Linked DNA regions of Homo sapiens: region 1 is linked to region 2. Evidence: chromatin contacts called from ENCODE Hi-C data. All regions are on one chromosome and are shown on one strand. Each heading gives the region's core, a stretch centred on a gene start or an enhancer-like site at or near the end of the contact. The rest is flanking DNA. Distances are from core to core; before and after follow the strand shown.

Evidence for each region. A loop is a pair of places that touch in the nucleus more often than their neighbours do. Pooled maps may share reads with other maps.
Region 1: a map of endothelial cell of umbilical vein shows a loop between it and region 2 (12-fold over the local background). The contact joins two enhancer-like sites. A Hi-C loop is called at or near these places in 10 of 168 maps with a recorded cell type or tissue (Calu3, GM12878, MCF 10A and 7 more), 26 of 37 single-sample maps with no recorded cell type and 14 of 50 pooled maps.

The regions. Positions count from the first base shown.
Region 1 is chr9:84,950,279-84,955,485 of GRCh38, reverse strand. NTRK2 (neurotrophic receptor tyrosine kinase 2) reads right to left here. Exons shown (of 19, transcript NM_006180.6): 17 at 1-203. Among named protein-coding and RNA genes, the nearest start is that of NTRK2, 280 kb to the right of the region's middle. RefSeq lists an enhancer at 113-613. Within about 2 kb of position 1,250, at least 3 of the 41 ENCODE cell types and tissues checked have a DNase peak (open chromatin) inside an H3K27ac peak, as active enhancers do.
Region 2 is chr9:84,778,689-84,784,398 of GRCh38, reverse strand. All of the region lies in intron 12 of NTRK2 (neurotrophic receptor tyrosine kinase 2), which reads right to left. Among named protein-coding and RNA genes, the nearest start is that of NTRK2, 110 kb to the right of the region's middle. Within about 2 kb of position 1,803, at least 2 of the 41 ENCODE cell types and tissues checked have a DNase peak (open chromatin) inside an H3K27ac peak, as active enhancers do.

The DNA.
Region 1 (5,207 bases), core at 1-2,500, 170 kb before region 2:
ACATCCCAAAGTCCCCGATTTTCACCAGCAAGTTCTCCCCGACCAGGCAGTTCCTGGTGGCCAAATCGCGGTGCACGAAGTGCTGGGACGCCAGGTAGACCATGCCCGCGGCGATCTGCTGGGCTATATGCAGCATCTGCGACTGCGTCAGTTCCGTGGGCGGGTTGCCCTCAGCCATCAGCACGGCATCAGGGCCGTGTGCCCTGGGGAAGGACATGGAGAATGAAGCTGGGGGCCTCAGCATTTTCACTCCAGGGGCCCTTTGCCCCTGCCCCTCCCCGTCCCTCTTGCTAAGCTCCTCACCCCCACCCTGTAGCTGCTGGTGCTAAAAGATGCTGCCTGACTTAGCATGAAGAGGAGACAAAGGTGCTCACACAGTTGTACTTCTGCAGTCCTGAGAGCACCCAGGCTGCTCTGTTTCCCAAAGAGTCTGGAATTCCCAGGACCCCGTGGGCCTGAATGTCCCCCTTCCCTCCAGTGTACAGACAGGTTGACATTTTAGGGGCTCTGGCACTGTGCTGGGTTCAGGCACTTACCAGGGCCCCCTGACCCTGAGAAGCAGCAGGTAGGTGAAGGAAGACAAAACCAAAAACAAAACATATGGGGAAAGATGGACTCTCCTAGTGGGATGGACATGGCAGCCCAGTGGGTCCCCACCCCTTCCCACCTAGCCAGGCTATGCCAGAGTATCCCCCAACCAAGCTGATTCCTCCAGAGTGTCCCCACCAGCACCAGAGCTGGGCAGCCTGCGGCCTTCCATAGTCCACCTGATCTGTGGCCAGGCATGGTTTTGAAGCTACGCCTGGCTCTCTCAAGCCCAGTTCAACAACAGAGTCCCAGGGCATTCTCAATCTGGATGTTCATTCTCAATACAAAATACCATTTCCTTCTGTCCACCCCTCCTCCAACCTCCGCTCAACACAGGCTATGGCCAACACATAGGAGAACTCTTTTGAACCACAGCCTGTTTATTCTTTTGCTGGGGAAAATTTTATTGTTTACACTATGGGGAGGGGGACTATGATTTTTTAAATCTTATTTTTCTTCTGTCTTACACACCTGGCCTCTCCTCAGCTATGTGATGACTTAGGGCACCCTAACACGCAAGTCCTGCAAGGGTGGGAGGATCCGCGTCTTAGGATGCCGCCCTCAGCGCGGCAGGCTCTGCTGTGACATCCTGCGCTGTGAGCCAAGATGAGCGTCATTGCCCCTGGTGGCCTGAGGGGGCGCTGCAGTGCAAGGAATAAAGGCGGGGTTTGCTGTCGGGCTCTGCCCTGGCGTGGCCAAGGGCTTCTCTCTGGGAAAGGAAAGATCTCTCTCAAGACGTTTTGAAACACTTAGAATAAATATAGAGGATTCTGCATAAATGTTAAAGTAGGTAACCTCACCTGCAGGGTTTCAGAGCCGTGTGAGTATTTGAAACTGAGAAAGCCAGAATTGTCTGAGAACACATGTCAGGGTTTGCCCTGCCTCTCCGCCCTCCTTCCCCCAACTATTCAAGCCACAGGCGTATCCCCACTTCCATCCCGGCTCCAGCCTACAGTGACTGTCTTTGCCTTTGATTTCGGGAATCATTCTGTCACCAGATCTTTCATTCCTGTAATCTCAGGGAATGAACACTGGACAGGAGTTGGGGGGTCTCCCAGGCCTACCAGCGTCCAATGCCATGATCCTGGGAAGCCCTTTAATTTCTCTCATGTACAATTTCTTCATTAGTCAAAAATACAGAGGAATATTATACTGGGTAATTTCTTAGGTTCTTCCTGTCTCTAAATACCTGGATTTAACCATTCCCTGGGGAGGAGTTTCCTGTTTTTGTACAAGCCAGTCCTAACATATTTCACCTCTACTCAAACCACAACCCCCAGCTGCCTCTTGTCACATTGAGGAACAATGCTGGGAAAATGCTCCAGGGCTTTCTTCAGCTCAAAAGCACCTACTCAAGGTAAGAAGCGGCACAGTGGCCAAAGCTCCGGGATATGTGAAATGAATTTGGATCCTGTCCTACACTTGCTGTGTGATTTTGGGTGAGTTACATAACCTCTCTGGGCCTGTTTCCTCACTCTGTAAATTGTAGATACTAACTGCCCCTTGCTAAGGGCATTGATGTGAGGAGGACTGACACTGTGCTTGCATAGTGCTTCGTGGCCTTTCACAGGAAAACCAGGGAGAAAGGCTTTGCAAACAAAGATTCTCTTTAAAAATGAAATTGACAGGTGATGTGAAAACACAAGTTATCCTCTGTGCATTACTTTTTGTAACTGGCCTGTAACAGGGCTCTTCAGGATACTAGAGGGTGGGCCCTTTCCACTTCACTAAAGGTGAATCAAGCCTAATCCTTTTCAGCACTGAGGGGTCAGGGGAAATTGCCAATGTTTTCACTTGTCTTCCTTAAATCTACTATGACCTCAGCACCAGGAGAAGGGGCTGGGGTGCACATAAACTAAAGAAAATCTGAAATAAAGACCCAGAGACTCGGTCAGAATTTAATCTTCATAGGTACCATTTAAATAATAAAATAATTTGTTGATTGGCCACAGCCTTATATCAGTTCCAGAAAACTGATCTACTTTAAATATCTCTCAGAGGCAAGACTCCAGGATAGAGGAAAAGTTAGATGTCAGTGCAAAAGGCCACCTCTGCACAAAATTCTGTCCTCCAACCCCACACTCTGCAGACGTCAGGAAGCTGGTGGCCCTCAAATGCCTAATGCACTTTATATTAGTATGTGTGGGTTGGGGGAGACTCCTGGATTTTTAAAGTAATTTCCCCTGTTTATATCTGGGTATTTGCTGTTCAACTTTCTGAACACGGCTCTTTAAATAAAATAAGCCTCTGGATGCTTTCTCTGAGCAGAACATACTGCTGTAAAAAGTGGGTAGGTGGGTCTGCTACACAAGTCCTTAAGAGGAACAGAAATAACGGTTAACGCTGCAATCCTCTGCTTTCACTTTCCCAGGTCCTCGTGAAGTCTTAGAAATCAAAACACATTTCATCTCTTCCAGGAAGACATTCCTTAAGAGGTAAAAAAATAACAAAATTAAAAAAAGCACCATCAGCTCCCTGGCTTGGGAAGCAAGTAGCAGGTTCATGGGCCTGACTTAGCTGTCCAGTTCTCTCCAGCGTGGGTTACAGCCGGCACTGCACCAACTGCTCTGGCTCCAGGATTCTATAGCACACCACTTTCCTTCTGGTCTTTTCAACAAGCACCTCAGCAGAGAGGATGGCAGAGTGGTTAAGACCATGAGTTCTTGCAGCCAGGGGCTGCAGGTTTGAATCTCAGCTCTGTCATCTGCTACCTGTGTGATTCAGTTTCCCCAACTGTAACGTAGGAATGACGGCAAGGATGGTTTATACCCTGAAACATATTAAAATGCTTAGAAAGTTCAATAAATGTTAGCTGTGATAGTTTGAAAAATAGTAGTCTATTTTTCCCCTCATTAGACGGCAACTCTGGACAGATTCTAAGAGGAAAAATCATGAAACCCTTGCAAGCAAAGACATGTGTTTTATTCCTCATTTCCCACCCTAACTAGCTTAGAGCCTGGCCATGCTGGTGCTTAATATATGGCTTCTGGATGAATAAAGAGGGTAGGGAGACAAGAGAAGACATCTGTCTTTATAGGGCAGAGCTGATACAGCTGGGGACTTTTCATGGCAGCTAAGTGCCCAGCTCCCTTGCGGAAAGAGGACAGCCTATATTTGCAGCATGTTAGTGCACCTGAGAACTAGACTTTTGGCATGGCAAACCTCTTGTTCCCAGAGTTTAGCAGGTTCTGAAACCAAGCAGGCTAGGTTTCCAATTGCTCCACACCCTGTGCAAGGTGCCAAGGGAGAACCAGGTGCCTGTTCCTTCTGCAAGGCAGGAAGGAGAGCTAGGGAGAAGGAGAGGCTGAGTGAGAAAGTGAAAGAGTCAAGTTGCAACACACACACACACACATTCATGTATGTACAGACACACTGTGAGCTCACGGAAGCATTTAATTGCATCCAGGTGAGCACATTTGTATTTCTTATGCTACAGATTTTCGAAAGCACCATCTTGAATTAGGGAAGTAGACTGGGGCATGGGAACAATGGGAAAATATTTCTCTTAGAAGCAGCCAGACCTCAACCACATTCAGCTTTTTTCTTCCTTTCATGTTAGAGCTGACAAGACAATGTTCAAAAGTCATCCCCTGTCCTATCACTTACAAGAAAAATTTTGCTGACGTAGGATAATGCATCAAGATTGTCTCAGAATACTGCAAATCGGCTATATATTCCTAATTCCACCTGGCATTTCCTCGCCCACACAATCATAGGAAAAGCAGAGAACAGGGATCCAGCCCAGCAAAGAAGAATTAAATTGCACGTGGATCCATGAGGCTAAAGAGGGTAAAAATGATCCAGACGGCACCAGCCATGTGATACCATTTCTAAAAACAGCAGTATGTTCTCGCAGTGATTGACTGATTACTTAAACTGCAGTGTCTGAGTCTTCCAGCAGATACATGAAGCTTACTGGGGCTGATTTCTGTGCAAAGCCCTCTTCAGCACCCATGGAAATGAGAGGCAGACAGAGACTCCTAGGTGTTGCCATCACAAGAAAGGTGCCACTTCCCCAGGATTTCAGATCTCTCAACCAAAATGAAGAGGAAATTGTGGCAGAGATGAAGTATTGTGAAAGATTGTGAGGACAACATTTCTTGATTACCTCTCAGTCCAACAATGCACACACTAGACCTTGAGATGGATTAAATGATACCCCTTTCACAGGTAAGGAAACTGTGCCCAGCAAGGGCAGGTGAACAGCCTTTAACAACTTTCCTATTACTGTCTACCAAGATATCACAAGCAGCCCATTTGCTAATCTTTCCAAAATGAGGACTAGCTAAATTAAAAAAAAAAAAAACATATTAGACCCAGATAAAACTTAGAGAGGATACAAGGCAGGCCTACCTGAGAACAAAGGTGATTGAGCGAACTGGGGTGGAGGCTCTTTTAAGGGACACCAGCAGCTGATGCAGAATAGGAAGGAGAACCTGAATCTCCCGTCCTCACTACTGGGACTTCTTACTCTTTAGGTTCATGATAATGTATTTGCCACTTCCACAGAAGCCAAAGCATCACTTGCCTTCCTTCCCCAAGGAGTATCTTGCTCAGCACATTTCTTCCCTCCCTTGCTAGATGCAGGAGATCACTCACTGTGGACCCTACCAGGGTGA
Region 2 (5,710 bases), core at 554-3,053:
CTGGAACTAGAGTTAACAATAACATACAGTTTCAAATAGCTGGGAGGAAGATATTGAACATTCCCACTATGAAGAAATGATAAATATTTGAGATGATGGATATGCTGATCTGATCACTATGCATTATTTGTATCACGCATCACTATGTATCTCATAAATATGCACAATTATTATTTCTCAATTTAAAAAATTTAAAGACAGGTGAGACTATTGGAGGTCATACAACTAGTAACCGGCAGTGCTAGGTTTTGAACTCAGACTCATCTGACTCCCCTCTGCCTTTCCCTCAGGCCATACAGCTTCTTTCAACCTTGCTGCCTTTGCCCACAACATTTTTGGGATTCATTTTCTAATCTTACCTTTACAGCCTGCTAATATTAGACTGAGTTATTTGAACTTGATCTAACCCAGTGGCAGTCCCACCTCCCATCACACCCCAGTCTTCCAACCTCCATCTCCTCATGCTGCCAAGTCTTCTTTCTATAGCATACACTTAATTAGGGTACTCCTCCATGCGAAGTCTTTGGGATAAATTCTGTCCATACTGTCAACTCCCTAGCCCCCTTCATGCCCTGCCCCCACAACCCAGCAGTCTCTTCTCCCAATTCTCTACCCCCGTTCTCTGCTCAAGCCAAACCAGACTCCTAGCAAATGTATGAATGCCACACATTTTCTTACACTTTCACATCTTGGGACATAAAATTTCTACCTGGAATCCATCCCTCTCTCTTCTCCATGCTCTTTCCCCAACTCTCACACTCTGCAAATCCCAAAGCCTCCTTCAATGCCCATCTCTGAGGACCATTTTCTAGGCACCTTTCAAACTCTATTTAAAGTATCCACTGACTTCACATTTTCCCTCCAAAGTGTCATTCCCTGGGAAATAGGACCATCTAACCCAATGCCTGATACAGACACATATCTGAAAGTGAATAAAATTAAGTTGAAATCCCTGACAGTAGATACTAACCCTTCAGGGATGAATCTGACTCAGGAAATGTCTGAGAATTATTCAGAGCCAAGTCAAGTAAAGAACGTGAGTGATCAAGCTGGGTAACCCTGTTTAGAGTCCAAAACCATTTCAACAAAATATACATTGCAATACAGACACAAAAATGTGATACAGATACAAAAATACATTGTGATAAAGAGCACTGTCAAGAAGGGAAAGTCAATCCCTAGACACACAAAATGTCCCTTCACAGGTCACCCTTCACAGTTCTTCTAAATAAACATCTGTGAGAGGCAATGTCATTAAGAGCATTTGTTGCATTATATTTTAGGGGTCTCTCATGCTGGGAGGTGGGACAGCGAGAGGACATTCACAGTAGGAGAACAGCCTATTTCTTATCAAAGAAACAAGTTCTGGAATATCTACTGGAAGCTTCAGTAGTTTCTCTTGATCTCTCATATGTGAGAAGTATTGTATATTACACTTCTTACATTTGGGGAAGTCAAGCCCCATTTCCCACCCACTTCAGGACATAAGCCACGGATAACATAAGATTAAGCATCGTGACTTGATGAAAGGTACTGGTTTAAGAAGAATTTCTAAAGAACTGAGTTCCCACCCAGCCATTAACATATCTCTAAGTCCTTTCAAGTTAATAGACAACTTCAGCCTGAACCGTTATACTCCAGAGTGCAATCTCTCACAAATGCTGAGGTAAAGAAACGTCACTGCCTCGGAAAATGTGGCACTTGGTGATATGACAAGTACAATGGTATTTATCAGCCATATCCACGGCTTAATGGACATGAGCCATATCTGAAAAGGGAAAGGGTGATTCAGCCCATTAAGTATGCAGAACATCAGCTTTCAATACAAGATGGCTCTTGATTATTTGTTTTTTTCATTTCCAAAGGCTCCATCCAAGTGGGAAAATTGCAGAGGCAGAAAAAATACCACAGCTTTTCTGCTAGAGCGACAGCCACAGCAAAGCTAGGTATGACGGGGCAGAGGGGAGAGCCGCAGAACGTGCCAGCAACCTCTGCTTCTTCACAGTTCCGTTTCCTATAGAGGGGATACAGCCTCATACTTCACTTTTGCTTTTCCCTTTTCCTGCTTCCTTTTAAATGGTTTTCCAAAGTTTTCTGAGAATTAGATTTCAAGTATGTTCAGATTAGAAATTTCCAAAATAAAGCTTTCTATAAAAACATGAGTCCTGGCAAGCTCACATGCCTGGCTTGGTAAGCATTCCCTATGGAACCAGAGATGGATTGTCTGGCAGTTAACGAGACAAACAACATAAAGTTGTCATTGGTGAAGCTTAAATCCCAAAACCTGCTCCTCTCACCCACTGACGTGTTTGTTTGTGGGTGTGTGTGTTTGTGTGTGTGTGTGTGTGTGTGTGTGTGTGTTTTCTTGGAGGCCATCTTATAATCCTTTAAGCAATTCTCTCTTATACAACTATTTAGTTTTAGAACACCCTCCAAGGTATTATTGAAAATTCCTCCATTAAAAAATCGTTACGAAGAGCCTTGATATAAATGACTTTACTAGCTAAGAGATTCCCAAGCTGAAAAGAAAGACGCTAGAGAAATTGCCATAATAAGGGTTTAGTTAGTTCCTTGTTGAATGTTTTGACCCTCCCAATTTGATGTTATCTTCTATTTACTGCATTTAAATGAAGTATAGACTTAAAAAACTAAAGACACTCTCTAAGCTATGTCAATTATATGCCTACATTGTTCCATCATTACACTTGATATGCTTGTTCTTGTTGTCTGTGGGCCCCCCAAATCAGTGCAAATATTTGCCACTGTTTCCACCAGGGGGCATTCATCTCATTGAAAATAGGTATTGTTTTTAACCGGCAAAGTTAAGAATGTTATACTGAAATGACTAAAATACATTATTTATTAATCTCAAAATTCACATTTTCAACGGGAAGCAAAAAAGGCTAGGTCTTTAATGGGTAATTCTTGAATTAGATGTTTGTATATATGAAAAGTTATTATATGAGTAAGAAAAAAGTATACTTATGATCTGAAAAGTATGATATACCAGAGAATGTTATGAACTCTTAAGAAGCGTCAACAAAACATATACATAAAAACACTCAGCTGTAAGTAGAAATTAATTTTAGAGGTGGTGTTCAGTTGTATGTTCTCCTAAGACATCCTAAAAGTACTAAGACTCCTACAGAGGCAGGAATTGCCCTTTTTCAAAATGCCAGTTTCTCAAAACTCCTATCACCTTTCTTCTGACTGAACCACACAGTTACTTTGTACACATAAGGTTTGGACACCGGAACATACAAACAAGGCTGGCCTTCTCTGCAAAAGTTATGAAGAGAGGAAGAAAAGACAATGGAACATACAAAGACTGCACATTTACCCTTTTGCACCCTGAACCCTGACAGTCTTTTGTATAAAAAAAATTAGTGTGATGTTATAACAAAAAAAAGACTCAAATATAGAATTCCTGACAGAATATTTATCAGAACCATACCTTTTTTCTTTTACTTCCCAAGAAAATATCACAAAGTCTGCCATACCCCTGAAATTATCACTGACCCATCCAAGCCAGAAAACTTCATAGCTCATAGCTTTCTTTTAGAGAGGAAAAAACATCCACCTATGTTTCCATGTATAACCATCTAATATACTAGCTCTTAACTGAGACCTAATCAAGTAGGAACTATGGACCAGTGAGGTCTAGCACCATTCGCTACCCCTGATGGTAGCTTTGAAGGTGTCTCTTTCTCTTTTTACACAGTACCCATGTTAGTATATGAAATGGAAGTGTACACAGAGGGAATCACAGACTCTTAAGGTAAAGTTGCGCAGAGCTGGACCTTGGTATTCCCCTAAGTTTGAACTTCTGCTCCCATCTCACTGCTTGTGCATCTGCCTACGTTGATTTAGGGACTGGCCTGACTAAAACAGAGAAGCTGAACCGGGCAAGATCCCCATCTCCACAACCTATTACAAAATATGTGGAAGTCCGGGAGGTGGATGGTTATTTCATTAGATATTTTGCTTATGTGTTCCATTAAGGCAGGGGTCAGCAAACCTTTTCTGTGAAGGGCCAGAGAGTAAACATTTTAGGTTTTCTGAGACATAAGGTCTCTGTCACAGCTACTCAACTCTGCTGCTGTACCATGAAAGCAGCCATAGATAATCCATAAATGAATGAATGGGGCTGTATTCCAATAAAACTTTATTTACAAAAACAAACAACTGGTCAGATTGAGCCTGGGGTTCATAGTATGACAACTGTTTTAAGGGGATAGCTCAGGTTTTTTTTCTTCCCTTGTACTGGTGGAACTCTAACACGTAGCTCAGACCAAATGTTCCCTAATGGCAAGAGTGTTAATAATCAAAACCAGATTTTTAAGGAAAAAAAAAACCGCAGAGTCCCATTATAATGCCTTATTTTCTAATCATAAAGGCTAGCTGCCAGAAATGCTAACCTGACCCACTAGTGGTGTGGGTTGTTAATGCTGGACGTGTTGGTGGTCCAGAGTATCTTGGTTCCCTTTTAGCATTTCTACCATTTGTTTACTCTTATCAGAAGTAAACAGGAATACAGAAGGAGGCTTCTCCAGAGAGAAAGTCCAGCATGGAATTAAGATTTCAGATCTGACACGTTGAGAAAAGTTCTTCAAACTTGCTCACTCTTTTCTGATCTAATTAAATGCCTCACCTTCTTGATCTTGAACAGTTGAGGAGAAACAATATCATCAGCACACAGCTAAGCCTTTAAACAACCCACAACTACTGTGATGTTCTTGTGTCAGTGTCAAAAAAACAAAAAAAGGTGCAGCAACCCTACGGCATGACATAGCACACCCTCCTCAGAGAATTCTGCCCCTTTTGCAGAACAAGAAAACTCTTTTGAAGCTAATTTGTCTCAGTGTGTCTAGACAAAAATTTGGGACAGACAATACAAAGCCCTCTTTTAAGATTCACTTCTATTTTTGCCTTCACCACAAAAGAAAAGATGAGGGGGTTGGAAACTGATCTCTGCAACATGGCATATGAGTTCTTTGCAATTTGGCCTTAGCCTCAACAGCAAATCTATGTGTTCCATCTCTTTGCTTGTTAATGCATTTGCTTTATGCAGGAGAACAAGCCCCCTTGGACGTGGGTGTGTTTTATAAAAAGAAAAGAAAAAAAAAGTCAAGTGGTAATGGAAGCTCTAAATCAATGTCACCAGGCTTCCAATGGCATTCATGTAGAGCCTTCAGAATGAGCACCTATGTTTGGTGGATTTTTATTATTATTATTGCTTGTTGTTTATTTTTACTCTTGTCCATGTGCCCAGAGACCTTGGCAAGATAAGCATTTTATAAATCTGATAAATAAGTAATTGAAGCCTTCTAATCAATATTACCCAAGGGAGAGGGAAGGAGGCACTCAAATCTGCATTAAAGTCGAGGTCCTCCCTTCTGTTAAATGCTGGGAGAAGAAAAGACCAGCCTGTTAAGGCTATGAAAAGGGCATCTCACTGGGGTGGGCTAAGTGCAGCAAGTTTGCTCTCTCCACATATCCCTCAACATTGAGGAGGGAGAGGACACAGCAGAGAAGAAATCAGTCCACTGTATCAAACTCCACATGACAGGCACGGACACACCAGAAGATAGGGACATTGCACGGTGTCCGTGAAGGCACAGTCCACCAGCGGGAACTGCACAGTTCAGGCAGGAGGGAGGCTTACTCATCATGAGCTTCACTGAAGCTGCAGTGTGTGGGCCACTGTTAT